2 separate regions of the Homo sapiens genome follow, and region 1 is linked to region 2. A link is a loop called in an ENCODE intact Hi-C map of the cell type or tissue named here. Cell type or tissue: PC-3. All regions are shown on one strand. Each heading gives the region's core, and the rest is flanking DNA. Links, peaks and the distances in the headings are about the cores only.

Region 1 (15,352 bases), core at 3,814-11,813, 250 kb before region 2:
AAGGAGAAGTTAGAAAGGAAGTTGCTGGACTGTCTTGTCGTAAATTCCTCTTCTTGTTTTCACTGTGGACTCCTAGTAGAAACCCATGACCCAGATGTTCTCACTCCCTCCTCTGAGGTCACCTGTAATCTCCAACTCAAGGACTCTCCAAAAATCTGTGGATCAACTGCCTACATCTTAGGCCCTTGAAAACGTCTGGGCAACTGCGTCTCCTGACAGGATAGGCCAGTCTCCCCAGATGATCAGTGGGTGGCAGGAGGCTGCACAGTGAGGCCCCCCCTGCCCCCCGACCTGGCAGCCCACAGCTCAGGAAGAGTGCTCTGCAGGCTGCACAAACTTGGCTCTTGCACCAGGCAGCTGCGTGGATGACAGACCAAGAGCTATCTCTCCCAGGATAAGAAGCTGGATGCTGGGTGAAGCCAATTCATTTTTCTCCTCATCAGTCAGTGGAAACTCACTTCCACAGATTGATTTCCAAAGGAATAAATGATATCACCAGATGTCATCCTGTCAAGCAGCCCCCTTCAGAAAAAACTTTTCCTTGGTAATGGGGGAAATTTGACTTCAAGGAGGCAGTACACAGCTGTGTACAATGGGTTTCATCTTTTTACGTTACACACGCTCTACTGTGAGTTCTCAGTGGCTGCACTTCCCATCTCGCCTGCAGCTTTGCCACCATCACAACATAACTGATGCTTTACGAGGCCAATTTCATAGTGTCTGCTGGCACCTCTGCACTCCCTGAGCTACCAGTGACAGTTACGACAGGACCAGCTGGCTAAGCACCTGTGGCATCCAGGCATGATTCAGGCAGCCACACTGCCCGAGAGAAATGTATGGAAGTGAGACCTCGGATCACAGACTAGTTTCATCTCCCTAAATTAAGATAACTCCTTGCAAAACTAAGACAAAACAAAATGCCATCCACCAGCTAAAAGTTTCCATCAAAATTGGAATGAGTCTAAGTGCAGTTTTCACCTCAAAAATGACTTCCTTGTTATTTACAGTCCACAGATATGAACAGAAATGACCATTTCTATGAAAGAAGATTTTATGATAGGAAAGGACAAGGGAAGTAGGGCTGAGGCGCATCACGGTCGGGAGAAGGTCCTCATTCTGTTTACCATCACTGAGGACTGAGACGCGGGGCGAGCGGTGGGGAGGGAGGGCATGAATTCGCTCACACAGTCACCATGCCATTCATTGCTCACTCTACGATACTGATTTTTGGCTATAAATTGGCCACATTAGTGATTCCAAAACGAGGTAGAGTAAAAATGAACAGCACAATTCCCAACACAAAAGCAATTCCATTTTTAAAAAGCACAGAAAAATGATTTTCATCATTTCAAACACGGAAATCAGAACAAAAAAACATGGAAGGCAGTATCTATTCTCATGGGACATGACTGACAAGTGCATTTAAAGCTTGGTTCCAGCAGGAAGAGCTTACAGGCTTAGGCGCTGGAAGGAACCCAGCGGACCCCTGAGCTCATATTTTCTTCTAGATGTCAGTTAAGGAAATCAAGACAAACATAGGCTGAGTTTTCAAAGCCTCATTTCATTCTGGATTCTTTTGATTAAAATAGAAAGGCTCTTGTTTTGAAAATGCAGGGCAATCTAGGAAGAGGCACATAAAGTAGCCAATTACATGAACTCTGTCCATGTGGCTTTCAGACTTTAGAATCAATACTCTAATTGGTTATTCTTAAAAATGCTAGCAATAAAAAGCCCTCCAAATTCCTAATGTCTAATCCAATCTTGAAAGGGACAGATCTTTAGTAACATCATCAGAACCATATTTGTTATCTGCGAATTGCTGGAGATACGGTGCCGGTCCCACACCGCCCGCTGGCCCTGCCAGGAGCGGCTGACGCCGGGGCAGGCCGAGCTATCATTAGCCGGGCACAGGGATGATGTTCATCTGCCTGTCATGGTGCTCGGTGACATCTAATACTACGAGCTTGTTTTGATCTGGCGGAGAAGATATATGAAGTTGATTCCATAAAGCTATTTTGTTAAATAAAACAGCTTTCTTCAAAAACTGTCTTAACAATAATGTAATAAATATAGAAAAGAGGTCTAGGGAATGAAAATCAGAGTCATTTTATTTGCTGCATTTGTGGGGGTGGGTAAAATGTAAGAGGGTTGGGCTTTAAGCCTAGTTTTGATTGCAAGTGCCCTACACTATGAAATCACCAGGAAATTGGAGCCTGAATGTGGCCACTTAAGTGCAGGCCTCCAAGTGAGGCAGGGACTAATACCACTGATGCAAATCTTGCCAAAGTAATTAAGGCAAATGTTCAACCTGACAGGGAGCCACCCAGTCTCATCCTCTAGGGCACTCCTGGGCTTCTCAAATACATTGTAGGACTCAGCATCTAATTGAATTTTCAGACCAAATGCAAAAGGAAGGGAGGGCCGGTTTACAAAATTTCACTTGCCAATATTGTGCCGCAGAGCCTGTTTTCCTCCCCATTCTGTCCTGAGCAGAGCAGGAACCACAAGCAGCATGGAAGAACAGAGGTAGCCCGCATTAAACAGTTCTCTGAAAATTACAGCCTGCTATCCATTAAGCAGCTGTACAATCAAGTTAGTGGGCTGCAACCAGAATTTTTTTTTAAGGAGATAGAGTGGACTAGGAAATGCTAGGAGTAGATTAATCATTAATAAACCTTCATTAGAGCATGTATTATTTTGCCAAACTTTAGTTCTCTCTCTTTAGTTATCTCTCTCTCTTTCTCTCTCTCAGGGTGTGTGTGTGTGTGTGTGTGTGTGTGTGTGTGTGTGTGTGTGTTTACAGTGGGTCAGGGTTTGGATAAGTTGCTCTACGAGATGCCCTCTGCTTTGAAATCCTCTGAGTGTGAGTCTCCCCAGCTGCACACAGCTCCTCTGAGGCTGAAGTATCCTGCCAGCAACACAAGCCTGCCATTGTTTAAGTGCTACTCCTGGGCCCGGCTTGCCACTAGTCAGGACCAGATTTTAGAATGTAGTAGGGACTTGTATTGTCAATTAATGGAACTCTTTCCACCAATAGCTTCGACATGACATTTCTCAACTTATTCAACTCTCCCTGGCCTTACTCTCTGGAAGGTAACCAGGAAGCCTGTACTGTCGAAGGGAGGTGGGAGGGGTGTGGATAACTGCAGGCCCCACCCCCAACCCAACTGTGGCCTCCCCACACCCAGATGTGGCCCCCGCCACCAGCTATGGCTTCGCCTCTCATTCCCTGGCTGGTTACAAATCTTTGACTTACACATCTTTCACTGCATTAGGAACCACTATCACCAGAACCTTTCAAGATGGTAGTTTTCATCACTTTTTACCCCATAGTAGATAATTACAGATGAAAGACTGACTTATTTATCATATTTCATCATTGTAGCGCTTTTCCTGACATGACTGATCCTTTTCATTCAAAAGGCCCATTTTGCAAAGTTGAGGGCATCCTCTTTCAGAACGTGAAATTGTGCAAATCCAATACAAAACAAAACTAGAAATCGGGGTCTTTAAATTAGAAATTGGGGTGAAAATATTGTCACTATCACTTGCCAACTCAGCGATCTTGCACACTGGTACCTCTCAGGGACAGCTGAGAAGTCAGATGAGGTCAGGACAAAGTGCTAAACACAGTGCCTGACCCCCGGAGGAACATTGTATGTCTTGAAAAAGCAAAGTCACATTTAATAACAATCTCATATACAAAAGTATATTGTGTACATCATAAAATACCCAAATATAGGTTGGGTCCATCAACATCAGAATGCATTTTTCAGTTCTTCATGGTTAAAATGAGGATTTCTTCCACAAGTAGGAGTATTTCACTTTTTACTAGCCTCATTCCTGAAGCCAAGATGATTGTCTTTAGAAGAAAGATGTTTTTAAAATGATAAGATATATTTTGAATTTCCAAACAGTTAGTTACATATGGCTTTCTCAACAGACAAGCCTGGCCATTTTTTGGCATCTCAGGCTGTATGTCTGAGCTCTGATTTTCAATCAGGGTTTAGTACGGTATTTTTTAAGAGATTAGGTGAAACTTTCAGGTCATAAGATTTATGGTTTTAGTAAATCATGTGCTTTCTACCCTTTTAAATGCCTTCATGTTATGCTTTAACATCTATTTTGTTATTATATCTGAATCCTAAATAATATGGCCAAGTCAAGAAAATCTACACATAGGACCTTGAAGAAGATTCATGTGGCAGCAAAAGACCCAGGGTCTGGGAAGGGGCCCGAGGTCAGGGGCTTTTTGGCTGTGTGACCTTGGCTGGTGGCCTTTGTACTGCCAGCTTTTTCATCAGCACACAAGCGCTGTGTACCCTGGAGATCATTTGAAGTTCTTTAAAAAACAGAAAAAGGACCTGGTCATCAAAACTAAAAATGCACGTACAGCTCCTGAAAACATGAAGCACTTTGGGAAGCCGAGGTGGGTGGATCACGAGGTCAGGAGTTTGAGACCAACCTGACCAACATGGTGAAACCCTGTCTCTACTAAAACTATAAAAATTAGCTGGGCGTGGTGGCACGTGCCTGTAATCTCAGCTACTGAGGAGGCTGAGGCAGGAGAATCACTTGAACCCGGGAGGCAGAGCTTGCAGTGAGCCCAGATTATGCCACTGAACTCCAGCCTGGGCAACAGAGTGAGACTCCATCTCAAAATAAATAAATAAATAAATAAATAAATAAATAAATAAATAAATAAGTAGCATCACCTAGGCTCACATAGGTGAATTTGAACTGAATGAGTCCTTTGAGCAGCTTGTATTGACAGGAAAGAGGGCATCCTGCATAGCTGGTTAGAGGGAGGCCCCAAGAAGCAAATCCCGTGTGGTGGTCTCCAAGCCTGGCTGGAAAGAAACATGGGCTCCGGCAGGTTAGGGAAAGGTGAGAGGTGGGTCTGACTTTTGGATCATGTTTCAGACAAACCACAATGGAAAACACATTTTTGAGACAACTGGAGATGTGTCAGTAGGCTGGTTGTTGGGTAACATAAGAGATTTATGGCTAATTTTTAAGTTCGATGACAGCATTGTGATTATGTTTTAAAAATCATGCTTTTAGAGATTCATAACCATGAAACGGAGATAGTGTTGTGTGAAAGGATGGGATTTCTTGGATGAGACATGACTGGCCTTAAAATAGTTCAGAAATGGAAGGACAGATGTGGAAGAAAACAAACTTGATGATTTGGGGTTCTGGATATATATTAAAACTTATTCAAATAACTGAAAATTTAAAAATTCCTCCATTGAAAATCCTATTTGAATGGCACCCTCTGCCAGGCCTCCCTAGCAAGCCCTCCTTTGCGTGCACAGAGAAGTACGTATGAACAGTGCCCAGTGTACGGGCTGCAAAGCCCAGAACAAGCTAAATCCCCTTTTTAGTGACAGCCTCACAGAAGATGAGGGAGCCATTACATGCATAGGCTGACTTACACGTACTTCAGTTCAAAAAGCTCTCAAGCAAAGTAAAATTAAGTTAAAAAAAAGCAAGAGGCAAAACAATATGTATGAATGACATAAGCTCATATATACAAAAATATAAACAAAACCTAAATGATCGACCTTTATTTGTACATATATTTGTATGTATGTAAAATACACAGAAAAAATGCTGGAAGGATTCTTCCACAACTCTTGACAGTGGAGTGAAAGCATGGTTCTTGCTTTTTACCCTCTAATTTCCTGAAATCATTATACTTTTTACAAAGAGGAATATTTTTGCATGATGTACGTAAAATACAGCCAAATAAATAAGTAAGTAGAGACAAAAAATGATGGAGGGCGTGGGAGATGAGGCAGGGAGGCTGGATGGCCAGTCTCCAGAACTTGATGTTTTCATCGTCAAAGGGACAGGACTGAGTTGGATAACATTTTGGTTTCAATTGCGAAGGCCTTTCATTCCAGAAAGAAAACAGTGTCAGCATTACAGCCATGGGTTGACACATGGTTAAGGTCCCATTAGCAGCACGATGGAAGCTCCCCTGATAATCACAGGGAAAGCCAAATGACGGGAAAGGTCGCATGCCCAGAGGAACTCCCCTGTAATTTGTATTGTAATGAATTATTACCTTAACACAAGCATGTGCCAGGCATCTAATTTGCAAGTGCGGATGCCTGGCAGTTGACTTTAAAATCACTCTGGAATTATCCCTGTATAATCTGAACAACCAGAAGTGTGACCAGGGCTTTACCAAAAGGGAGTTGCACAAAAGGGTAAACTGCAGACTGGGAAGTTCCATGAACATGGAGGTACTGGACGCACCACGCTCTTTTTCAGGAAGAAGTCCTACACACATTTTCTGCGTCTGTTTTATAGACTGGACTGTGCACTCTTTCATGGGGCTCTTTGTGCGAAGGGGGCCTCCCCCATCCGCTCCTACCTTCAGCGTAGGGCCAAGTCCAAGTGGAATACAGCCTCTGAAAACATGGCTGCTTCTCACACTCCTGGGAGCCAGACCACTGCTCCTTTCCATGTACCTCAGGCTTTGTGGGGGCTTTTTATTCAGGTGGGAGAGAAATGGGCACTGGGGCAGGTGTGGTAGATGCCAAAGAAGTGAGAATGTGTGTGTGTGTGTGTGTGTGTGTTTATACCCTGAATTATATCAGAATGGAAGAAAGGAAATAGTATGTCCATCTGTTATCTCCTCTGTGGGCCTACCTCAATTAGCCACCAACACACATACACACCTGTGCTGCCTTTGATGAAGGAATTAAGAAGGCCCAAAGTGACTCATGTCACTTCCTTTCTGTGGCCTGCAACTCCAAAAGGAGAAGAGGAGAGGACGAGGGAGGGTGGGAAGGCCATTGCTCCTGGTTCCGGGGTGCCTCTCCCCTTGCCTGCTCAGGTTCCTGTAGGCCTCAGCTGTTGGTCAGTCCTTTCCACATCTTCGAGGAGACTCTGCCTGACAGGGCTGGCTAGAAGCTGGGTGCCTGGGTGTTCATGCTCTAATAAACCCAATCGGGAAGTTTCCAACTCATCACAACATCACAAAGAATGTGCAAGAAAATGCCGACTCTCTTATTTCTCCTTCAAAGTTTGATTAATGATTCTAGGAGGAACCAGAAATCCTTGGTGCCAATCAAACACATTTTGCCATACCTTTTAAACATTTTACACACAACCCATGTTTCATGAAAGCATGGCTCTTATCCCTTCGGGTGCATAGAATAAGACTGCCGGATAGAATGTTTCTGAGACCTGCTCTCTAATATTCTAACTCAGTAGGCCCTACGCAGGGCCTGAGAATGTGCATTTTCAGTAAGTGCCACTGCTGATGTTGATCAGTTCTCTAAGAAATTCTGGGTTAGCTATGGGATTATAAGCATATCCTCAGAGTACAGGTTTTTTTTTTTTTGTTTTTTTTTTAACAATTGAGAAACTACTTAAAGTGAACCTAAAATGGTGTGAGCCTGAAGTGCTTGCTGGGCAGCAGACAAGCTTTGCCAGCCTTGTGTTCTCAGTGGAAATGCAGCATCCGAGCCATCCTCTCTTCCCCCCGCTTGTGGTCAGCTCTAAATAGCACACTCACAGCGCGGGGGGAAAATATTTTTCCCTGTTTCAAGTGGGCAGTGGAAGTAGTGAAAGCCTAAGTAAACTCTGACCAGTAGATAATGGGCCATTATAACTCTGGATGACTTCCTGAATGACCCTGAAAAATGACTTCTCATTTCCTGCCTGCAGAAAAGAGAAATATTAAGATAGTGTTGTGTGCAAAAAAATGCAAGCTTGCAATGAGAGATGCAGAGCGTGAGGGAGAGAGGCACGAGGGGGTGGAGAAAAAAGACAGAGAATTTGAGGTTGACTCACGGCTTTGAAGGGAAAACAAGAAGAGGAAGAAAGTCTGTTCTCCCATGGGTCGTCAAACCCCACACTTCACACATCTTTCCCATGGGGCTGCCAGCTGCCGCCACATCACAGCTGTGCTGCCACCCAAGTGTGCCGCCTCCACAGCGGGAGCGACCTAAGCGTGGCCACCTCTGCCTCTGGAGGGCCTGCCTGCTGGCCAGCGGTGGCCGCCCCAGACCCGGGTGACTGGGCAGCACAGTAGCCCGCCTGGGCAGGGCATGAAATTAACGAGGCAAAAGAAGCCACAGAGAGATGAAAGCATAGAAGAAAAAAAGTCACCCTGCAGCTCAAATTAAAACAGAAAACTCTGCTGCTATACTTGGTCTTATTCCAAGAAGCTGCCAGGAAAGAATTGACTCACAGAAAAGCCACAGCTTCATTTTTTCCCATACTCAAGTGATATGTCTTTCCAGGGCTTTTTTCTTCAAAGGGAAAGGGAGCAAAATAACCTCACTTTTCTGCATTACCATAGACTATCTTATATAATTTTTTTACAGCCTGTAATGGCTGGTTGAGATACCAGCTGACAGTGTAGTGGATGAAGGCTCCGGGGTGCAAGCCCCTGGCTGTCCTGGCCAGCTCTTTAACTCGAGCAAATTACTTACTCTCTCTGAGCTTCCCTTTCCTCGGCAGTAACATGGAGGTATTGAGCAGAGAAATTGTGAGGCACTGTAGACACGAGATAATTCACAAAAATTGCACGGCACGGGACCTGGCACATAGTCAGCACTTCACAAACAGTGGCTCTCATAAGGTAGTTAATAGTGGTTTCAAACTATGTGTCAAATCTAAGGGAGGAAGAGGGGCTTCTAGGGGGTGGGGATGGGAGGGAATGTTCCAGTACAAATCTTGGTATTGTCAAACTTGGGGCAGCATGCTCAGGAGACAAAACACGGAGGCACATCTGCACAAGCTCAAATTCTACTTCTGCCACTGCATCAGTTGGGCCACTGTGGCTCCTCATTTCCTTATTTTTAAAAGAGCTGATGTGAGAACGAGCTGATTTAATGTGTAAAATACCTAGTGCCAGCAGACAGAAGGTACCCGCTACACACCAGCTCTGTACTCTGCCTTGATCCTTCGCAATTTTCGTTAGCAGAATTCCACCACGCACTACTGACTTTATGGTATGGCTAAAACCAGAATTCTAAATGTTCAAGGATTCTTGTGCAGTTACTTCAGCAGGAGTTTTCAGAAAGTGGGAGAAATACTATTTATGAAGCACCACCCATGTGCTTTAGTCTTTCTACATTGTTAGGTTTTCATGATAATACTTTAGAGATAAGAACACTCCTCATCTCATGGACAACGGAACGGGCTCTACAAGAGGGCGTGCACAGTGGACCTGGGGTCTGACGCCCACCCTGCTCTCTGCACCTGGAGCCCACCAGCATCCTGCTCCCCATGCTGCCTCCCCTGGAAAAAGAGACACATGCAAATGATGAAGCATGCAGGAGCCACATGGAGGTTTTATAAACTTAAAAGGATTTACATGAATGCCTCAGAGAAGGGGCAACCCAATGTCAACTCTGATACCCCAGGCATGATACCACTGACAATGTGTCTGCTGGCATCAGTTGGAAAACAATGCAAATATCCTTCATGTGATTAAACACAACATGCCTGTGACATTGTTTTTTTTTCTAGCCAGGCTGACTGTTGTCCTGTAGGCTTCCAAAGGCTGCTGGTGCCCTGACCTTCAGCTCCTAAATTACCATCTGAAGGACAAGGACTGGGGAAGGGAAGGAGAATTTGCATTTGAGCGTACCATTCCGTAGGTCATTCCAGAGAAACTGTGCCTTCCTCCCGGTTGACTCTCCGCTCACTGAGTGTGACAATATGCCTGACTATGGAAGATCACGGATGGGGCTGTACTGCCCTGCTACCGAGAACCTGGACAGAAGACAGCAGGTGAGCCCTGGAGGCTGGAATGAATGGCTAAGAGCATCTCAGGACTCCACTTCTCTGAAGGCAAAATCCAATATGCCAAATTCCTCTTCCTAATAAAAGCCCTTTAAATATTTGAAGACAGCTATTATAACTCCTCTTAGTTTTCTCCCAGATAAATATCCACATTTGCCTTCATCCGTCACTTGACTTTTCTCAAGTGTCTTCCCCATCCTCTGACCATTCCAGTTTGTAAACATTCCTCCCAAGTGTAGCCTTGTAACTGAACTCTTCTAATCAACAGAAGCTTGTCCAGCTTTATTATATCTCTTAATGCAACTTGACCCAAATGCATGATAAATATCAGTCCCATGGTTAGGTTATATGGCAAAGTTGAAGTTGTGCAGATGTAATTAACATCCCAAATCAGCTGGTTTTGATTTAATACAAAATGAAGTTATCCTGAGTGGGCCTGACTTAACCAGGTAAAAGCCATGAAGAATGGACTGAGCCCTCCTGGAGGCACATGCTTTCCCACTGGGCCTGGAGAAGCAGGCGGCCATGCTAAGAACTGCTTATGGAGAGGGTGGCCTCTAGGAGCCAGGACCTCAGTCCTACAGCCTCAAGAAACTGAATTCTGCCAAGAACCCTTATGAGCCTGGAAGAGGACCTGGAGCTCCAGATGAAAACATACTTTGTGAGTCCCTGAGAACCCAGACCCTGACCCACAGAAACAGAGATAAGAAGTGTGTGTTGTTTTAAGCTATGACATTTGTGGTTTTGTGTGCCAACCTCATAACTTGGGCTTACATCTCATCATGGTAAGCCAATCTCTATCTTTCATAGGGGCATTTGTTAAACCACCTTTCTTCCACTCAGGATATTTGTTACTGATTTGGCCTTGACCCTGTTATTAATAAATTCCCTGATTTTGTTCCATTCATTTGGGTCTGTATTTTAGGATCCCAATCTTGCTAACCTATATGTTCTAATCCCTTCCTCTTGATTTCTTGTATTCCAAAAACCTGAGGCACTCATTTAAACTGGCCAATCATTCCCAGGATGTTACTTCTTGACTCATCAAAGTAATCAACAGAGACAATGGGTTTCATTTTACCAAAAACTTCCAGTATATTTAAACATTAATGCATGTCTGCATTATATTAGTTCACATATTTTTAAAACACAAATTCGACTAATAAGTAGCCATTTTTTTTCAGGAAGAAAAAGATTCGCTTTCTTCAGTAGATGCAGCAAAGATCTCCCCTTGGCCTGAAAATAATTTAAAACCATGATATTAATTGTACACACATGCGCACAGTGTGCCTCGCCATGTGCCTGTTTTGGTTATACTGCAGACAGGCTTTCATGCCCTTCTAAGAGTGACCAACCATGTGTTTTCTCATAAGACATTCACCAAAGATGACATTCAGCAGAGAGGTCTAGACCACTGACGTCAGGCGTCTGTTACAGTCCTGGATGAGGGAGGCCACAGTGGAGTGAGTCAAGAAGAAAATCCCAGGGAAACCCTTTACTGGAGTTCAAGGCTGAGTTATTGTCTAAAGAATACCAAGGAAGTGAACATGATGATTGAAATACATTCTGGAGATCATATGCTTCAGGCTGTCAGCGATGCTGGTGACATTGCCATGGTTAATGCTACTAAATAAAGTCAACGTCTCCAAGAACGAGTGCATAAATTACTATGTGTCATCAGTTGGATTGTTCAATAAGGTATGTTCAAGTCCTAACCTCCAGCACTTGTGAAGTAACCTTATTTGAGAATGGGGTTTTTGAAGATGTAATGGAGTTGAAATGAGGTCTTACTGGTATAGAGTGGGCCCTGATTCAGTGATGGGTGTCCTCATAAGGAGATGGAAACACAGACACACAGAGAGGAATGTGAAGGCACAGAGACAGACATGCAGGAGAACTCACTGTGAGGATAGAGGTGGAGATCGGAGTTTTGCATCTACAAGGCAAGGAATGCCAAGGGCTGCTGGGAACACCAGAGGCTGGGGAGAGGCCAGGGGCATCATCCTCAGCAGGTTTCAGAGAGAGAGACTCTACTGACACCTTGATTTTGGACTTCTGGCTTCCAGAGCTGTAAGCAAATAAATCTGCAGCTTCTTAAGCCATGGCAAGGATGGTGATCTGTTAGAGCAGCCCTGGGGAAGCCACACACTACGGCTGCCCTGCACGAGATGTCTCAGGAGGGTCTCAGATGAGGCTGCTGCCCGGAGCCACAGGGACGAGTGGTCTATTGTATGTCTACACTGGAGCGAAAATGAACCATGAAATGAAAAAAATGAAAACCCTGGGTAATAATCCTTATGAGACAGGAAGAAACAAGAAACAATCATAGTAAGATGCTGTCCTGCTTTCTCCCTTGGGTGGTTTTGTGTCTAGGCAATCTCCTTTTTAGCCTTGGATGCCACCCACTGAGTTTAAATACAACTATTGCTGTGAGTCTCCAAAAGGCTATAAAGTCACAGGTAGGAGACAAGGGAAACAAACAAGCCAAAACACCAAAGCTGCTTATGAAGAAAATGTGGGCAGGGGTGGGGTACAGAGGGGAGGAAAGGAAAGGGAGGGGCATGTAGGATTGTGCATCCTTTACAAGTAGGAGGTGTTCAAGGACTACCTTTTTTCTCTTTGAGGTATCAGGAATGACCCAAGTTCCTTCACATATCTGACACTCTAACAGCTTTCTCATCCTGATATCACTTGGTAAGATCAAATAACTTTGGTTTGATCACTGATCCACTAATGTCCCCAGTTACCTACTTTGTACAGTGAGAGGAAGGCCCTAGATTGGGATTTCAAACTGTGGGACACCACCCAGCCTGCATTGTGAAATCACTGGAGTGGGTCACAACCAGCATAACAAGGAACAAAAAGAAAAATAAACAGAAAAGAATAGACAATATCAGAGTGATATCGTAAAGGCAGTATTATGAAAGTTTAGATACAGCTGTATGTGTGCCATGATATTAAAATGTATTTCTTACTTTGGTAAGGTCAAAAATGTTTGAAAGCCACTGAAATAGATGTTATCTGGGAAACTTTCCTGTGCTGCTTTTTGTGAGCCTATGATTAGCTCCAGAATTCCTTACAGAGTAAATTAGAACACACTGACAGCACGTTTTGGAGAGAGAAAAAAGCTTGCAAATAAAAAAAAAAAAACCAGTCTAAAACAATCTCTTCCTGTCACAGACACTGATGAATTGTGCAGTGATGGCCCCTCCTCGCCCAGGGTTAGTGGGTGATTTGGTAATAGCCTGCTTGTCCTGGGAGCACGGAAGGATGGTTTTGCTTTAGCTATGGAGAGACCGAGGGGCAGAATTCAGGGGCTGCTCTCACCTCTGCACGATGGCAGGTGGCTGAGGACAGGTCAGCTCAGGCATCTCAGGCTCTCGCTCACAGACACCACACTTTACCACCTGGCCTTTGTCGGGAGTCTGCAACACTCATTGCGAAGAAGAAAGCCAGGTCCAGTCTAAACAAGACTCCTTCGTGGCAGCAGTGTGAACAGTCTAGGAAAAGATGCAGTTACCCTGCTCAGCACAGCCCCCTCCAACCGTCCACAGAATAGAGTATCTCCGTTACGGTGTGTGGCCCTGGCCCAGACTGTACCAAACAATACAGTTCCTTCTGCCGCCAAAAGTCCATGATTGATAATTGCCCTGTTAATCATTTCCATTCTGATCTGCAAGGAACCCTGCCAAAAGTATGTTTCAAAATGCTTTCTGTTCAAATTAAATTGCTGTTGTTTTACATGAGGAAAAATACTACCTGGGAAAATGTTTGACAAAAATGTGGCAATTAAGTGCACTTTTGAAGCACTTAAAATCCAGGATTGAGCTTTCAATCTTTGATGTGCACCTTTTGCAGGGCATTTCTAAGTAGTATAGTGGCCAAAAGGAAGCTTTATCATCCTGACTGGCACCCATACGTCCTGATAAATGGCTAGTGTCACTAGATCACCCCTGGGTCCTAGTTGTACAGGGAGGGCTATCCCACACCTGTCCCCACCACATCCACGACAAGTGAATAACATTTATTTTATCTTATTTTTAAATTTACATAAAGAGACAGTATATATTTATGGTATACAACATGATGTTTTGATATATGTATCCATTGTGGAATGGCTACATCAAGCTAATTAATGACTGTATTACTGCACATACCTTTTTTTGGTGTGGTGAGAACACTTAAAATCTACTCTCTTAGCAATTTTCATGTATACAATACATTGTCACTAACTACAGTTACCATGATGTGCAATAGATCTCTTTAACTTATTCCTCCTGTCTAACTGAGATTCTATGTCCTTTCACCAAATCTCCCCAAGCTCACACCTTCCCAGCCCCTGGTAACCACCATTCCACTCTCTGCTTCTCTGAATACAATTTTTTAGATTCCATGAAGGAGTGAGATCATGCAATGTTTTTCTTTTGGTGCCTGGCTTATTTCACTTAACATAATGTCCTCCAGGTATGCAAATGACAGGATTTCCTTCTTTTTTTTTTTTTAAGACTGAATAGTATTCCATTGTGTATGTATACCACAAGCAGTGACTGGCAGTTACTAAAAACAAAACAAAAAGAAACAAAAGCTCCTGATTATTATAACTATTAAGTCTTGACATTGGCTATCATGTTTTCAACAAATGGTGCCAGAGCCACTGAACATCACAGGCAAAAAAAGAACCTTGACCTCAACTCTTGTGCAAAAACTAACTCAAAATGGGCCACAGATTTACATCTAAACAAAATACTATGAAACTTGTTGAAGATGACCTAAGGGAAAACCACAGGACATACTTTGGTGCAGACTTCTCAAACCTGACACAAAAAGTATGATCCATAAAATAAAAAAATTAAAAATATATTAGACTTCAAAATTTAAAACTTTTATTCAGCAAAAGAGCCTGGTAAGAGGTTGGAAAGATAAGTTATGGACTGAGAGTAAATATTTGCAAACCACAGATCTTTCAAAGGCGTCATATTGAGAATATAAGGAATGCTCAGCACATACAAATGCCCCTCCTGGCAAGAGCCTACGTGTGTTCAGCTCTGCTGCAGACACCTGGAGTGGCGGGACCCTGGATTTTCACGGACTACTGGGCTTGTTTCCTTCCTTTCTGTCCTCAGGTCTTAAGGTTCCGTGGGAATGATGAGAGCTATGAAGCCAGCAGGCCCGGGCCTAGGGTGGGGCACGTTCTTGGGCCCAAAACTTAAGACGGCAGCAAAGGACCCTGTCTTCACGATAAACCGTGCAGTATTTTGAAAACGAACAAACAAACAAACAAAAAAACGCCATAAAATCCATGCTGAACAAAATCTCAAAATGTAAATGCAGACAAGACCCAGTGCGTGCCTGTCTCAACCATCACTCCAGTCCTGGCCCTGGAAGGAAAAAAATTCAAAGAACACGTATTTGGGAGAAACAAAGTAAAATGTGCAATCCTAACACAGTCCATTTCTTTTTGTAAGTGCTTCTCACCACACCTTCAGCACGCACAGAGCAGGCCGCAGCTCCTGCATCTTCAGCAGCACGCCGACCCGCCCCTCTTCCCCGCTGCACAGGCCACCTACTCTGAGTGTGC
Region 2 (15,352 bases), core at 4,815-12,814:
AATATCAAACCAAAACACTTCTGCACAGCAAAGGAAACAATTAGCATTATACAGAGATAACCTATGGATTGAGAGAAAAGTCATACATCTGATAAGGGGTTAATATCGAAAATATATAAGGAGCTCAAACAACTCAATAGCATGAAAACAAGAAACCCAATTTTAAAAATGGGCAAGGAGACGGAATACGCATTTCAAAAGAAGGAATAGCAACAGAAAACAGGTATACAAAAAGTGCTCAAAATCACTAATCATTAGGAAGAAAAAAAGCAAATTAAAACAACCATGAAATACCATCTCACACCTGTCAGAATTACTTTTATAAAAAGACAAAAAAAAACCTAAGTGTCAGCAAGAATGTGGAGAAAAGGGAATCCTTGTTCACCATTGGTGGGAATATAAATTAGTACAGCCATTAGGGAAAACTATATGAAGGTTCCCCAAAAAACTAAAAATAGAACTAGTATACGATCCACATTTCCACTTCTGAGTATTTACCCAAAAGGTTTGAAATCAGTTTGTTTAAGAGATATCTGTCTGCACAGCCATGTTTATCGCAGCGCTATTCATGATAGCCAAGTTATGGAATGAGCCTATGAGTCCATCATCAACAAGTGAATAGCTGGTCTGTATACACAGCAGAATACTAGACAACCTTAAAAGAGAAGAAAATTGTGTCATCTGTAACAACATGGATGGAACTGGAGAACACTACACCAAGTGAAATAAGCCAGGCACAGAAGGACAAATACTGCATGTTCTCACTTATATGTGGAATCTAAAACAACTCATAGAAGCAGAGAGTATATTAGTGGTTACAGAAACTGCAGGGTGGGAAGAATGTGGAGATGATGGTCCGAGGGTACTAAATCTGTTAGACAGGAAGAATGTGATTTTTTAAGTTCTATTGCACAATGTGATGAATATAGTTAATAATAGAGTACTGTACATTTCAAATTGCTAAAAGAGCAAATTTCAAATGTTCTTACCATAAAAACTGTTAAGTATTTGAGGTGCTGTATATGTTAAATAGCTTGATTTAATTATTCCACATTTTATTCAAAATCATAACATTCTATATCCCTTACATTTACATAGTCTTCCCTTGGTATCCATGGGGAATTGTTTCCAGGACCCTCCATAGATCCCCAATCCCATGGATGCTCAAGTTCTTTATATGAAATGGCATAAGTAGTAGCATATAACCTACACACATCCTCTTGTATACTTTAAGTCATCTCTAGACTACTTGTAATACTTAATACAATGTGAATGCTATGCAAATAGTTGTAATGGTGCATTTTTATTTGTATTGTTTTTATTGTTGTATTGCTATTTTTAATTTTTTTCCAAATTTTTTTGACCTGTGATTGGTTGAATCTTGGGTGTAGAACATTGTATTGCTATTTTTAATTTTCTTCCAAATTTTTTGACCTGTGATTGGTTGAATCTTGGGTGAAGAACACACAGATACTGAGGGCAGACTGAGCAATTATAAACTGTCAATTTACAATTTACAAAAAGGAAAAGAAGAAAAAGACCATAACCTAGCCTAGTGGTTTTCAAAGTTTGTTTTAAGAAAATCAGGGATGGGAGGAGTTTATGTATTTACTATACTACAATTTTATCATTATTTCAGACTGTACTTATACAAAAAGCCTCAGGCTGATCCCTCAGGAGGTATCTGCGAGAAGGCATTGCTGTCATAGGAGATGGTAGTTCCATGCCTGTTATTGTCCCTGAAGGCCTTCCAGTGGGACAAGATATGGAGGAGAAAGACAGCGATATTGACGATCTTGACCCTGTGTAGGCCTAGGCAAATGCGTGTGTTTGTGTCTTAGTTTATAACAAAATTTTTTAAAGTAACAAAAAAAAAACCCCAAAAAACTTTAAATAGAAAAAAGCTTATAAAGAATATAAAGAAAGAAAATATTTTTATATAGCTGTACCATATGTTTTAAGCTAAGTGTTATTACAAAAGAGCCAATAAGTTAAAAATAATAAAAATGTATAAAGTTAAAAAGTTACAGTAAGCTAAGGTTAATTTATTATTGAAGAAAGAAAAACATTTGTTATAAATCTAGCATAGTCTAAGTTTACTATTTATAAAGTCTATCATGGCCCAGACCTTCACATTCACTCACTACTCATCCACTGACACCCAGAGCAACTTCCCCCGCTGCAAGCTGCATTTATGGGAAGCGCCCTGTAAGTGTACCATTTTTGAATCCTTTATATCTTATTTTTACTGTACTTTTTAATGTTTGGATGCACAAATCCTTGGCATTGTGTTACAATTGACTACAGTATTCAGTTCAGTAACATGCTGCATAGGTTTGTGGTCTAGGAGCAACAGGCTATACCACCATGGTGTGTAGAAGGCTGTATCATCTTGTGTAAGTGCAGCCTATGATGTTCACACAATGACAAAATCACCAAACAATGAATTTCTCAGAACATATTCCTTTGGTTAAGCAACACATGACTGTATTACTAATATGTTATTTGTCTTTTCCACTCTCATTTTGTCATGAGTGATTGAGGGGGGTTTGCAAAGCCTGCATTATGTATGACATCACAACAGATTGAATGCAAAAGCAGATAGAAGAATCCAGTTTTATTCTATTAACCTAGACATTAAAGAGATTTGCAAAGGCCAGGCGCAGTGGATCACACCTGTAATCCCAGCACTTTGGGAGGCCGAGGCAGGTGGATCACGAGGTCAGGAGTTCGAGACCAGCCTGACCAACATGGTGAAACCCCATCTCCACTAAAAATACAAAAATTAGCCAGGCATGGTGGTGCGTGCCTGTAATCCCAGCTACTCAGGAGGCTGTGGCAGGAGAATCGCTTGAACCTGGGAGACGAAGGTGGCAGTGAGCCAAGATCGTGCCACTGCACTCCAGCCTGGGGACAGAGCAAGGCTCCATCTCAAAAAAAAAGAGATTTGCAAAACTGTGAAACAATGCTACCCTTCTCACTAAATTTTTTGTTTAAAAAATGTAGTTTTGTAAAGAAAATTTATTTTACTATCTAATGGGTGTATTATTGATATTATTTAAATGAATTAATAAATAATTGTTTTAAGTTATCAGTTTTAATTTTGAATATAGAAAATATCAATACCTACAACCCACATAAGGAAACACTCTTTGGGGTCTCCAGTTATTTTTAGGAGTATGAAGGAGTCCTGAGACCAAAAGTTTTGAGGACTGCTGACCAAGGCTAAAAGGTTTAGAATTAACCAAATATTAGATAGTTATGCAACTTCCAACTCTGAAATTCTAAAAGATCAATGGTCAATTCTTGCCCATTTTAAAAAAACTATTATTCATCAGGCATTATTGATTCAAAACTAATTGTTTATAATAACTAAGAGGGATGTGTTTTTCAGATTGTTCTGAGGCTCTCTCTACATTTTTTAAATTACTATGTTATTACTTCCCCCAATAGTTATTACATATCAAGAAATTATATTAAGCATCTTAAATATGTAAACTCATTTACTCTTCATAACAACCAGATTAAGTAGGCAGCACAGATTTCCCTATTGTATATGGGAGAGAGCTAAGGATTAGTATGCTAAAGTGACTTGCCAAAGGTCATCTTGCTGATAAATGGTGGAACAGGGATTTCTTTTAACTAAAGTTTAGTCAATTTCAGTACCAGGGTCTATTTCCACCATCTTATCTTATTGTCTTTCAAGCTAGTATTATTGACTTTTAATGCCATTCATTATGATGTATTTTAATTTCTTATGTATGGTCATCATTTGCCTTTAGACCAATACCGTATACAAACGCTGACTGAACTGAATGTCCTAGCATCATGTTTGACCATGGAAGCATGGGTCCAGCTAATGGCATTTAATCATTCATTCATTCATTTGTTCATTCCATAAATATGTATTGAGTGCTACAACCTACCAGATGCTGATCTGTTTTGTTCAAACAGAGCGGACAATAAGCTCCACTTGCTTAGAGAGCTTACATTCTCATCAGGTAAGATAAATAATAAATACTACACAAAAGATAATAAATATACAAATCATATGGGGTGCTGGAAGTTATAAATTCTGAGGAATTCACAGAGCAGGCTAAAGAGAACTATTTTCGTGTGCAGGCAGGGCATGGCGGGGTCAACAACAGGGAGCCTGCGGGTTGAGTGGCATGAGTGAGGAGGAGAACAGGAGGAGACGAAGTCAGAATCACAGGGAAGCAGTGAACCTGCTGCCTCACACCCATAGGAAGAAAGGCCTTGAGCGAAAGGAATAGGATTTGTAGATGGCAGATGACATGGTATCACTTACATTTTGTAAGGATCACCTGGCTTCCCTGTTGAGAATACTGTGGACAAAGGTGGCAATTTAGGAGACAGTTTAGGGAGTTAATGCCAAAATCCAGGGGAGGCATGATGATTTGGCTTGGAGCAGGATTTAAATTCAGGGCCAGGGGTTTTATTTCACAAGTGGTGAGAAGGAAAGTAGTGAGAAGTGGTTGGATTCTGGATACATTTGAGAGGTAGAAGCTGTGAAACCAAGTTTCACCAAGGGACAACTCTAGGTATCATAGAGCAATTGATTATTACTAAAGTCATCCTTGTATCATGTCATCTACCCTAAAATGAAAGTGAAATGACTACTTTCTATTTATATTGTTTTATTTCTAGAATGCTTTGCTTAGAATCCCTTAAAAGTTGCAGGTATGAAAACTCTAGGAGCTGGTTAATAGCTGTCAATGAGTCATTACTACATTATTCATGGATTAAAATGAATATGTGGCTTAGGGCGATTGAGCTCGACTTAAATGACTACCAACAAGTGATTGACAAATGATTTAGGAGACTTCAGTCTGATAAAACGTTTTCCTAAGACTTTAAATTGACTTCTCAGCAATTTTTGCAGCTACTCAAATCCAAGTAAAATTGTTAGCCCTGTCTAGAGAAAGGTCAATTGCTCAAGGTCAAAGGCAAGTAAATACATAATTTAATTGTTCTTGTTTGCTCTGAGTTTTTTAAAAGGGCAGCCTAATATTGATTTGAATTAATTTAATGAGCATGTTCATTTTAAGAGAGAACTAATAGTGTTAAAAGAAATGATTAAAATCCCAGGAAGTTAAACCACCAGGGTTTAATTCTTACACCATTCTTTACCTTCAACACATTATTTAACCTTTGTTTTGGTTTCTTCTTCTGAGCGCAGAAATAATCATAATAATAACTATGCCTTACAGGTTTTGAAGTTAAGCGAGCTTATGCTTGTACCAAACAAACAATGCACAATGTAAGTGCACGATAAATGCTATTGTTATTAGAAGGCTACACAGAAAATGTCAAAGAAAACATCTTCATTGATGCCTAGTATAACACTAGTTCAGTAATGGATCAATTACTTCTAATCTCAATCACTATGAGGGCCATAAGGCAAAGGATTTATGGTTTATAGCTAAGAAACCCAGCAGTATTTTGTGTAAAGCAAGAAAAGCAACACCGTGATACTTACAATTCATTTATTGATATCTGAAAAATTTCCCTATCACTAAGAGTATTCCATTCATATATTGGAGAAATAGCACCATTCCAATCATAACTACAGTAAATATCAAGACAGATATTCCTTCCATAGGAAAAAAATATCTATGAAACTTAGATAATAGAAAAAAATAGAGGAACATCTTCCAAAATCTACATAATTTTCTAATTCATTCTTTTCTATCTAGTTCCACATTTGCCTTCTCTTGGAAAATACTTTTCCTTCACACCCTTGTCAGTTCAATATTTCTACAGAAAATACACCTTTACAAAGCAAAAGCAGATTCCTCTTCATATTAAAATTAGTTGTACTTTTAAAAAAGTTTTTGTTTTCTGGCTGTGTAAATAATGTTCTCCAGAAACAACAGAGAAAACTCTCAATGAGACCACATATTACATGTGTTTGAAAATCAGAAATAGCCCGGAATTTCCTGAGTATGTATTTATGACTGTCTATGTTTCTGCTATAAATACCCAGATATAATAAGTTATAGACATTATGTTGACATATTTATATGTAACATGCCATTGTGTACATGGCAATATTATTGAAATTATCCTTGAAAAATAAAAAAGTAAAACAACTAAACAACAACAGCAAAAGGGATGTTAGGAACGATAAACATGCTTACATGGGACCAAAGACAATTGCAGTGCAGTAAAGCCTTGATCAGGAAAGAAAGCACATTTCTCCTGAGCAGCTCCATGAATGTACAAAACAGTGGTGGTATCTTCTTTCAATTACTGCTGGTGCCATGAGCCAAAAGATTCCGAGTTTGTTTGAGCAAAGCCACAAAGGAACTGCTGTCAGGAATCAATTTCAGGCTGTGGAGAAAGCCCTCCAAAAGCCAAAGAATTTGGTCTCATGCAGGGTATGGGATTTTGAAGGCATATTTTGTAGTGTGGGAATGAGTTTATCCTGACGTGAAGGAAATGGGGAGTAAATGGGAAAGTATTTTTCCTATGAGCTGGCTAAAACTTCAGTAACCTGATGCTTTTATAAATCAATCAGATGCAGCATCCTGTTTCTTCACATGACTGTTTTTCTTAGATGATTAGGCCCCCTTACCAAATGGATTTGAGTTTTAAAACGCAGTAAATGCTAAGTCAATTCGGTTGCAACAACCAGGCTTTTGTGTCTGCCTGAGCTGTTTAGTTACCCTTGGTCCTTGTTCACTTGTTGAGGCCAAACTCTTTTCATTGTGAAAGACCAACAGTTTGGAGAAGAGAAGCTCAAATAGTACTTTCTTTCACCTAGAAGGTTATCGTTTGAAAAAGTCTTATTTCCAAGAGTAATATCTCCCTCTGGGTGCAGGAAAGCCTACAGTTTTCTGGACTCTCTGGCTTCCTTCAAGTTTGGCAGACAACCTGGTTTACTTTGCGTCTCCAGTACACATAGGAAATGGAGGAAAGAGAATAAAGTGCTTCTGCCAACACTGCTGCAAACCAAGGCCACTGACCTGCTGGCCTTGGCTCTGTGTCCTCCAGGGGGCGTGACATATGCACTTCAGTGTGAATGATGTGCAATATTGTACTGTAAAATCCCCAAAATTTATAGCATGTCTCTCTGACAGTTATACAAAAGTGACCTAGTGTGAAAACTGACATTCAGAGTCATCAAAACGTATGATACTAATGATACTAGTGGCTTTATTTTTTCCTCTTTAGAAGTTCTCAGATATTACACATACCCAGAGGAGGATTTGTGGTATTAATGTTTCCTGAAACGTGTTAGACCACAGAGCCCTTCTTCTGTGGAACATTATGAGACTAATGTCCACAAACTATTCTTTGGGAAACACTATTACCAGAATGCATGCACTTAAACGCAAATAAATAGCAATGCAAAGATGTTTGTCTACATTACCCTTTCAGCAAGTTAGAGAAAATTTTCAAGTGCATTGGTCAAAGCAAAACATATGACAAAGCATTGAGTTAACAATGTAAAACACTCAGTTAAAATATTTCTATTTCCCTTGGGATCCTCTAGAGAAATTAACAATCCATATGTCTACCAATTTTACTTTCAACTCTTTCTCTAACATCATAAACTGTTTGTGTCTTTTTGTCCTGAGTTAAGATGAAAAATAGAAAATTACTGAATGAGAAAGATTGAGTAGCTTCTCAGGGTGTCTCCACCACACTAAAACCATTAAAATGTAAAGTAAAATATCTGAAGTATCTGAAGGGACATCTTCAATGATAACATAAAGGCACAAAGTAAAAATGTCAGTGTAAAAATGAAAATCAGGAATTCAGTGAATATTTATGTAGAGACATGTTCCTCATCTCGTTATCTTGCATCTATACAGATGTTCTTTAATTTCCATTTAATTCTCGTAAGCTCTTGGAGTATGAATTTGTAATCCTGAAGTATTGAATGATTCTTATTTTGTTCTTTCTACTGTTATTCAGTTTTTTTCAATAGACATGCATTTTGTATAATTATGTGTAGATTGTATTTCTAAGCACCATTATATAAAATGTAGATTACAACAATTTTCTGTATCTCAATTGGGTACCATATATTTGCAGTTCTCTTGTTCCTAAAGAAGTTGGCAGACCAGAAGGTAAACAGCAGCTCTCTGGGTGGTGGGGACATGGCGGAATTTTGAAAATATTGTAACTCCTTTTAAATTTCAGATTTTATACATGTGTTTGTTACTTTTTCAACAGAAAAAAAAACATTTTTAGCTTTCAAATGTATCACAATCATTTTATGAATGGACTATAACGTCCAGATCGGTAGGGTGTGAATCTTAACTTCTCCTCTTCCTCTCTGTGTGGTCCTGGGCAGGTCACTTAACCCTCTGTATCTCAGTTTTCACATCTGTAACATGGGGGGAAATAACAGAATCTACTTCCATAGGCTGTTGTGTGGAATAAATGAATCAACACTTTGAAAGGACCTGGAGCAAAGTCAGTAGTCTGAAAATGTTATCCTTGATGATAATTATTTTTTAACTGCTGAAGTCTTTTATTGATGAATTTGGAAGTATACCATTATTAGAAGGACTTTCCCAAAGTAAACACTTTAATCCTGGAGGGGGGTAGTTCCTCAAAAATGTTGTACTGCAGCTTGGAATCTAATTCTGCTTAAATGTGGCTCTTTTGTCCTTGTTTTTCCTCTGACTGTGAGGTGCTGGGGGTGTGTCATGACTGCTGTGCCTACTGTGTTGCACCTCGCATTGTGTATGCAATAAACGTTTGTTAAATACATGGACCCAGGCATCAGAGAAGCCTAGGCGTCTTAATCAATGTTTCAGGGAACAAGGGCCTTGGTCTCTGCCCCAGCAGTTCTGAAACATTTGCACACTGCAGCCACTTTCCGTGAACTGGTGGGACTGCAGCAGTGGCTTCCTCAGTGTGCTGCAGCATCAGCATCACCTGGGAACCTGTTTAAAAATGCACATTATCAGGATGCACCCCAGGCTGACTGAATCAAACACTCTGGGGCTGGGGCCTGGCAATGTGTGTTCAAAACAAGCTCTGCAGATGAGTTTGACCCACATTAAGCCCCAAAGAGTCTGACACAGCAGGTCACTTCAAAGGCCCTGACCAAGCCCTGCTGCCAGGATGGCCACTGTGCCCACCAGAGGGAGGCAAAGGGCAGGGAGCAGAGGCAGGCGGCCACGAGGGAACACCCTGCAGCCCTGGCCAAGGCTGTCCCAAGCCAAGTGCAGATGCAGCCTGCAGATGGGAGGGTATCCCCAGGGTGGAGACCCGATTACTCATGGAAGCTGTCGGGTCAAGCTGGGGACACAGGGCGTGGGTGGACCCAGGGAAGCAGAGCCCTGAATGAAGATTGAAATATTGAAGGGGAACCAAATTAGATGTAGATCTAAGCCCGTAAAGCAAAGCACAGCCTATAAGACACAGTAAAATAATGACTGCAGTGTGTGGGACCCGAGTCAGATTTGCCTGTTTTCTCCTGGGGATCACCCCACCTCCCAGGGATCAACTGTGTTCATAAGCCCAGTTGCAGGACTTGTGTTTCTAATTCTTAACTTGACAGGTAACATCTGAGCTAGGTTTTGAAGTCATGTTCTTTCTCCTGTTCCCTCTTACTGAGTCCTTGGGTGTCCAGCAGTGAGAAGGTTGCGAAGAATACAGTGTTGGACTATCATCTGAAATTCTGCTTTCTACACCTTACCAAGTGCCTCCTCTGCAATCCGGGCAATGGTGCTTTAGTACCATCATGCTTATCAAATGAGGCATGGATGTGAAAGTCCCTTGTAAACTGAACTTTGTCCAAATGGAACCTATATTTCAACCAGGGCTCTCTGTGACTCAACTTTGCCTCCCCATGTCCCCAAGATTGGTCCACCAATTCTTCTGATAGATGCATTTATTTTGTGAAAGGTGATGCGGTTATTAGAACAGAAAATAACAGACTCAATTCCACCTTAGCTTCGTCAGTTACTAGCTCCATGACTCTAGGCAGATACTTACCCTCGTTAGCCTCTAAAATAAAGCAGAGATCATAAAATCTAACAGCGGGATTAAGTGGGAGGATAGGCCTGGCACACAACCACACTTGCTGCCTTTTTTTTCAATGACAAGACAACCGAGGTCAAGAAAGAGCTCAAAGAAGAAGCCAGTGATGAAGTTAAAATTTGTGCCGTTTCCCTGTTCGGAGTCCTACAGTGACGTCCCATCTCACCCAGAGTAAGAGCCAACATCATTAAAATGTCCCTTAAGGCTATTCCCTTAGACAGTTTGGGCTCTGCTATCCCTGGCCCCATCTCCTACTCCCTCCACCGCCCACCTCCCAAACCCCTCAAGGCACTGCAGCTGCACTGGCCTCAACTTTACCCAGCTATCACCCTTGGGGGAGGCCTTCCTTGCTACTTTACCTAAAGTTCTCACCCTCCCCAGTATATATACCCCTCCTTTTTGTTCTGTTTTTCTCTTGCATATCTTTTTATCTAATGCACAAGTTATTTTACTTATTGGTCTTGTTTATTTTCTCCTCCCTTACTACAAGTTCCATTAGGTTGGGGAATTTTTATCTGTTTTCCTTCCTTTATCCCCAGGGCCCAGAATGTTGCTTGGCATGTAGTAGGCACTTATAAATTATTTGCTAGATGACTCAAGATGAGAGCTCTGTCAATTATACTATAAAAATAACTAAGATTTATATAGCTGTCTGGATTGACAAGTGCTTTACATGCATTATACTGTTCTATCCAAGAGTGGATGTGCAATGATTTTGAACAAGAGTGGGCTAATTCAATGTATATAATTTTCCAAAACAATTCCTGTAAATCCTTGGCATTGTATTGGTTTTTGACTGGAGGAACATGCTTGAATGTTCAGGGATCATTTACAAAGGCTTCTGGTGTCTTAACTTTTGCTGCAGAGCGGAACGGGGGTGCTCTGGAATGTCAGTGTGGATCAAGGACACTGCAGTGGGAATTGGAGTTCACGTGGCGTGGGCTCCGTCAGCTTAATTCTGAATCCCTAGCTCAGGAACAGCATCAATGCAACATCGCAAATACACTGAAGTGTGAGGAGGCTCAGGGGCACCCACACCTACAATCCTTCATGTAACTCATGAAACTCTACTCACTCTGCTCGACAACAACCATTTAATTTGTTGTTAGAAACTTTAAGTCCTACCTGGCCTGGACACCTATTCCATTCACTCAGAGCCTGTAACATCTCTATGTGAAGGCAGGGCCTGGCCGTTCTGCTGAAAAGCAGTCTTCAGGCAACAAGGACGATTAGCTTATTTTCCACCAGCAAAAACAGTATTATCTATCGTTTTTGCTTTGAAATACAGAGATTTGTTTAACTGAAATATCCCAAAATATCTGACTAGCTTTAATCTTTAGTATTATAAAAAGGCAAAGAAAACAAAGCAAAACAGGCCTCAGGACTCTGAAAACTCTGGCACATGTGACACTAGAAACTCAAAATTCATCACGTGATGGAAAAGTTGTGCAAGATTCCTAAATTAGGGCTCTCTGGCCAGCGGTTGTTTTCTGAGAAATATTTTCAAAATTTCCATTGCTCATTACTACTGTAAAGTCCCACACTGGGATGGTCATCTGCTGGACACCATAAACGCATTCTGAGCTCTCTCTCGCACCGTATCCAATGCCCAGTTAGCGTTCCCAGGCAGGTCTGAGAAGCCAGCTGCCCCAGTTAAATGCTGTGTGTCTGGGTGCTGGGCACCTCAATGGCTGCGCCAAGATGTGTGCAAGGAATCAGGTTCTGGGTCAGGCCACTGGGTCACTTTCCTCAGGTCAACATGAAAGAGAATGTGTGTATTTGTGTGTGTGCGTGTAAGAAAGACAGCGAGAGAAAGTTTACACTTACTATAGCGCAGGCATCTATTTCCACTGGGAACAGGGTGATCGAGTGCAAGGTTTCAAACTACGTTCCTATCCATTTCTTAGGCCAGGGTGTTTTTGCCGCTTGAGGAGTCTTATCTGTGATCAGGCATGTTTCCCACCAGAGATCCCTAGACGTCCATCTCTGCCTCAGGGTTGGCAGCTATTCCTGTCGGTCCACCACTCTCTGCCTCGTGAATTTCTCAGGAGGAGGAGAAATGGGAGAGATTACTCAGTCTGCACCAAGGCACCACATTGCTAACATCACGTGCTGGGTCACAACCCGAGGATTCACTTTGTCCTGACTGCCTACCCTCCACTAAGCACAGCTGCACTGCGTGACCCCACTGAGTTGTTCGCAGGGTCTCTGGAAGAATGCTCACCCTCACTTGTTCACACCCCAGCCTGAACAAGAGGACCCCAGGATAATCTGTCTGCCCTTCTTATATTCCGAAATTGTGCCAGGAACCTAATTAGCATGCGGTCCTCATTGGCTATGTTGGCTGCTTACCCTTTTGCTGTCTATCAGTCACAGTTATGAACCCAGGACTTGCGGCAAATTCTTTAATTTTTACATAGCTTTTGATTTATTCATTGTGACACTGTGGAAAATTTGAATAATACAAAAAGGGTAAAAATAAAAGAAAATAAAACAATCAACTACCTAGCATCATTCTTTATTTGGCTACTTTTCCCAATTGCTTTCTGTATATTTTTTGCACAGTTGAAATAATTTAACATGTAGCATATTAAATTTTCTTCTTATCCTCATCCCATAAAATGTTTCCAAAGTAAAAAAAAAAAAAAGAAATTCTCAGGTACTATTTTCATGGCATCATAATATTCCATCAAGAAGTACTTGATAGTTTATTCAATTATTCTCTAACATAGGATATTTAGCTTGTTTCCAGCTGTTTCTGTGCAAATAATAATTAAATTTGTATTTAATCTTTGTCTGCCTTTCTGATTACATTCTTGTAATATTTTCTTAGAAGAGGAGTTATTAGAGATAGGAGTGAAAACCCTTTTTTTTTTCTTAGAGACAGCATGTCACTCTGTCGCTCAGGCTGGAATGCAGTGGCACCATCATAGCTCACTGAAACCTTGAACTCCTGGGCCCAGAAGATCCTTCCACCTCAGCCTCCTGAGTAGCTAGGACTACAGGTGTGTATCACCACATCTGGCTAATTTTTAAAACTTTTTTGTAGAGATGAGGTCTCAATATGTAGCTCAGGCTGGTCTCGAGCTCCTGGCCTCAAGCAATCTTCCCACTTTGGCCTCTCAAAATTCAGGAGTTACAGGTATGAGCCACCATGCCCAGGAAAACCACTTTAGGACCCTTTTACTCTGTGAAAGCCATTGTGATGGGCACTGGCTTCACGGAGTAAAAGGGTCCTAAAATGGTTAGGCAAAGATTCTCAGCCTCTTGGATACTATGTTCTAGCTAACTAGAAACTCTGTAAGTTTTAAAATAGGTATCTTTAGTGCAGGAGTCTTGCTTAGTGAATTGTGCAAGTTTTATTCAACACACATTTTTGAGGACCTCCTTTGTGCCAGGCAAGGTGTTAAGAGGCCAGCAAAGAGAGAGGCAGTTCGGCTAGGTGTGGTGGCTCACGCCTGTAATTCCAACACTTTGGGAGGCTGAGGCGGGTGTACCACCTGAGGTCAAGACCAGCCTGGCCAACATGGTAAAACCCCCCGTCTCTACTAAAAATACAAAAATTAGCTGGGTGTGCGCCTGTAATCCCAGCTACTGCCGAGGCTGAGGTAGGGGAATTGCTTGAACCTGGGAGGCAGAGGGTGCAGTGAGCCGAGATCGTGCCACTGCACTCCAGCTTAGGTGACAGAGCAAGACTTCGTCTCAGAAAAAAAAAAAGAGAGAGAGAGGCAGTTCACGACCTTGGCATTTATCCTCTAGCAGAGGGAGGTGCCAAAGGGATCTCACAAATGCAAGCAAGCTTCCTTGATAAATATGATGCTGAATTGCTGAATTGCTGCATGGCGTCAAGGGACTTTATGATGGACGGAACTGACTTAGGTCGGGGCAGTGAGGATTGAATCGGGATTTAAAGGAGGCAGAGGATGTGTTGCCTTGCAGCAGATTTGAGGGAAGTTGCAGAGATGGGGATGCAAAAACTCTGGTCAAAGACTGTGCGGTGAGCATGAGGACAGGACGGAAGGTCACTGTACAGGGCATGAAGTGAGGCAGGGGACACAGCAAACATAGGGCCTGGTGAGAGTTCTGAATTTAATGCACACACTGAGGGTGGGAGCAGGGTGGGTGGAAGTCCATAACTTCCACCAAGGACATTATGATAGGCAAATCAGGCGCAAGACTCTGCCTGCAATTAAACCATTGCCTATCAGCCCCAAACCACCTCTCCGCACTCCGCAGTAGTGATTTTCCGGCAATGTCACTGCCAACTCAATTTCTCCTTTGCGGATTGGTCCCTGTTCGCTTCCGCCACTGGGACACTGGACCAGGCACTGGGAGGCGGGAGGAGAGCCGAGGGGACTAGGGCTGTGGCTCCCTGTCCTTCCTGGTAGGGTCCCTCCGCAAGGACGCTTCGACCTGGCAGCAGCAGTTGGTCATCCTCTTCCAGCAGTTCCGGAAGCAGCGCCTCTATGGCCCCTGAGACGTCTGGGGCCCGCCCTGGGCCTTCAAACCCGAGCGGTCCAGGCAGAGAGAAGCAGACGTGCCGCAAAGGCCACATGGTGAGCTTGACGCTAGGGCGCCCCAGCCAAGGCTCTCAGCCTCCACTGCGTGTTAGAATCGTGGGCTCGGGGCCGGGCGCGGCGGTTCAAGCCTGTAATCCCAGCACTTTGGGAGGCCGAGGTGGGCGGATCACGAGGTCGGGAGACCAAGACCATCCTGGTTAACACGGTGAAACCGGTGAGCCGAGATCGCACCACTGCGCTCCAGCCTGGGCGACAGAGTGAGACTCTGTCTCAAAAAAAAAAAAAAAAAAAAAAAGGAATCCTGGGCTAGGAAGCCTGCAGAGTCAGAATCCTAGGGCAGGAGGCCGGCCCTGTAGAAACGGGTGGGAGCCGGCCACCCGGGATGAGACAGGGTCAGCCAGGAGCCAGGCCCCAACCATTTAGCTGCCGTCCAGGCACCCTCCGGAAGCTTCCCTGCGCCTGCTTTGAACCCATGGTTGCCAAGCGCGGTTACTCATGCCTGTAGTCCCAGCACTTTGGGAGGCCGAGGCAGGCGGATCACGAGGTCAGGAGTTCGAGACCAGCCTGGCCAACATAGCGAAACCCCATCTCAACTAAAAATACAAAAATTAGCTGGGCGTGGTGGCAGGCGCCTGTAATCCCAGCTACTCAGGAGGCTGAGGCAGGAGAATCGCTTGAACCCGGGAGGCGAAGGTTGCACTGAGCCGAGATCGCGCCATTGCACTCCAGCCTGGGGACAGAGCAAGACTCCGTCTCAAAACAAACACAAACAAAGACAAACAAACAAAAAAGAACTCATGGCTGAG

What was found. Hi-C counts contacts between places; a loop is a spot of excess contacts. Peaks named below come from ENCODE experiments on the same cell type or tissue, not always from the same donor. Only the 100,000 strongest peaks of a DNase experiment are listed, where the experiment ranks them.
Region 1: a loop joins it to region 2, with 2.4 times the contacts of the local background. A loop is called at or near these places in 3 of 110 quality-filtered maps.

The regions. Positions count from the first base shown.
Region 1 is chr7:55,079,293-55,094,644 of GRCh38, reverse strand. The region is part of intron 1 of EGFR (epidermal growth factor receptor); the gene reads right to left. Among named protein-coding and RNA genes, the nearest start is that of EGFR, 68 kb to the right of the region's middle. In PC-3, for the core only: no CTCF peak of the experiment used is centred there; DNase peaks (open chromatin) are centred at 7,684 and 8,154; H3K4me3 peaks cover 1,585 bases; H3K27ac peaks cover 3,355 bases.
Region 2 is chr7:54,833,575-54,848,926 of GRCh38, reverse strand. No RefSeq gene overlaps it. Among named protein-coding and RNA genes, the nearest start is that of SEC61G-DT, 82 kb to the right of the region's middle. RefSeq lists a silencer at 14,419-14,610. In PC-3, for the core only: CTCF peaks have their summits at 7,018 (motif pointing right) and 9,106 (motif pointing right); DNase peaks (open chromatin) are centred at 6,446, 9,176, 10,256 and 10,566; H3K4me3 peaks cover 511 bases; H3K27ac peaks cover 5,191 bases.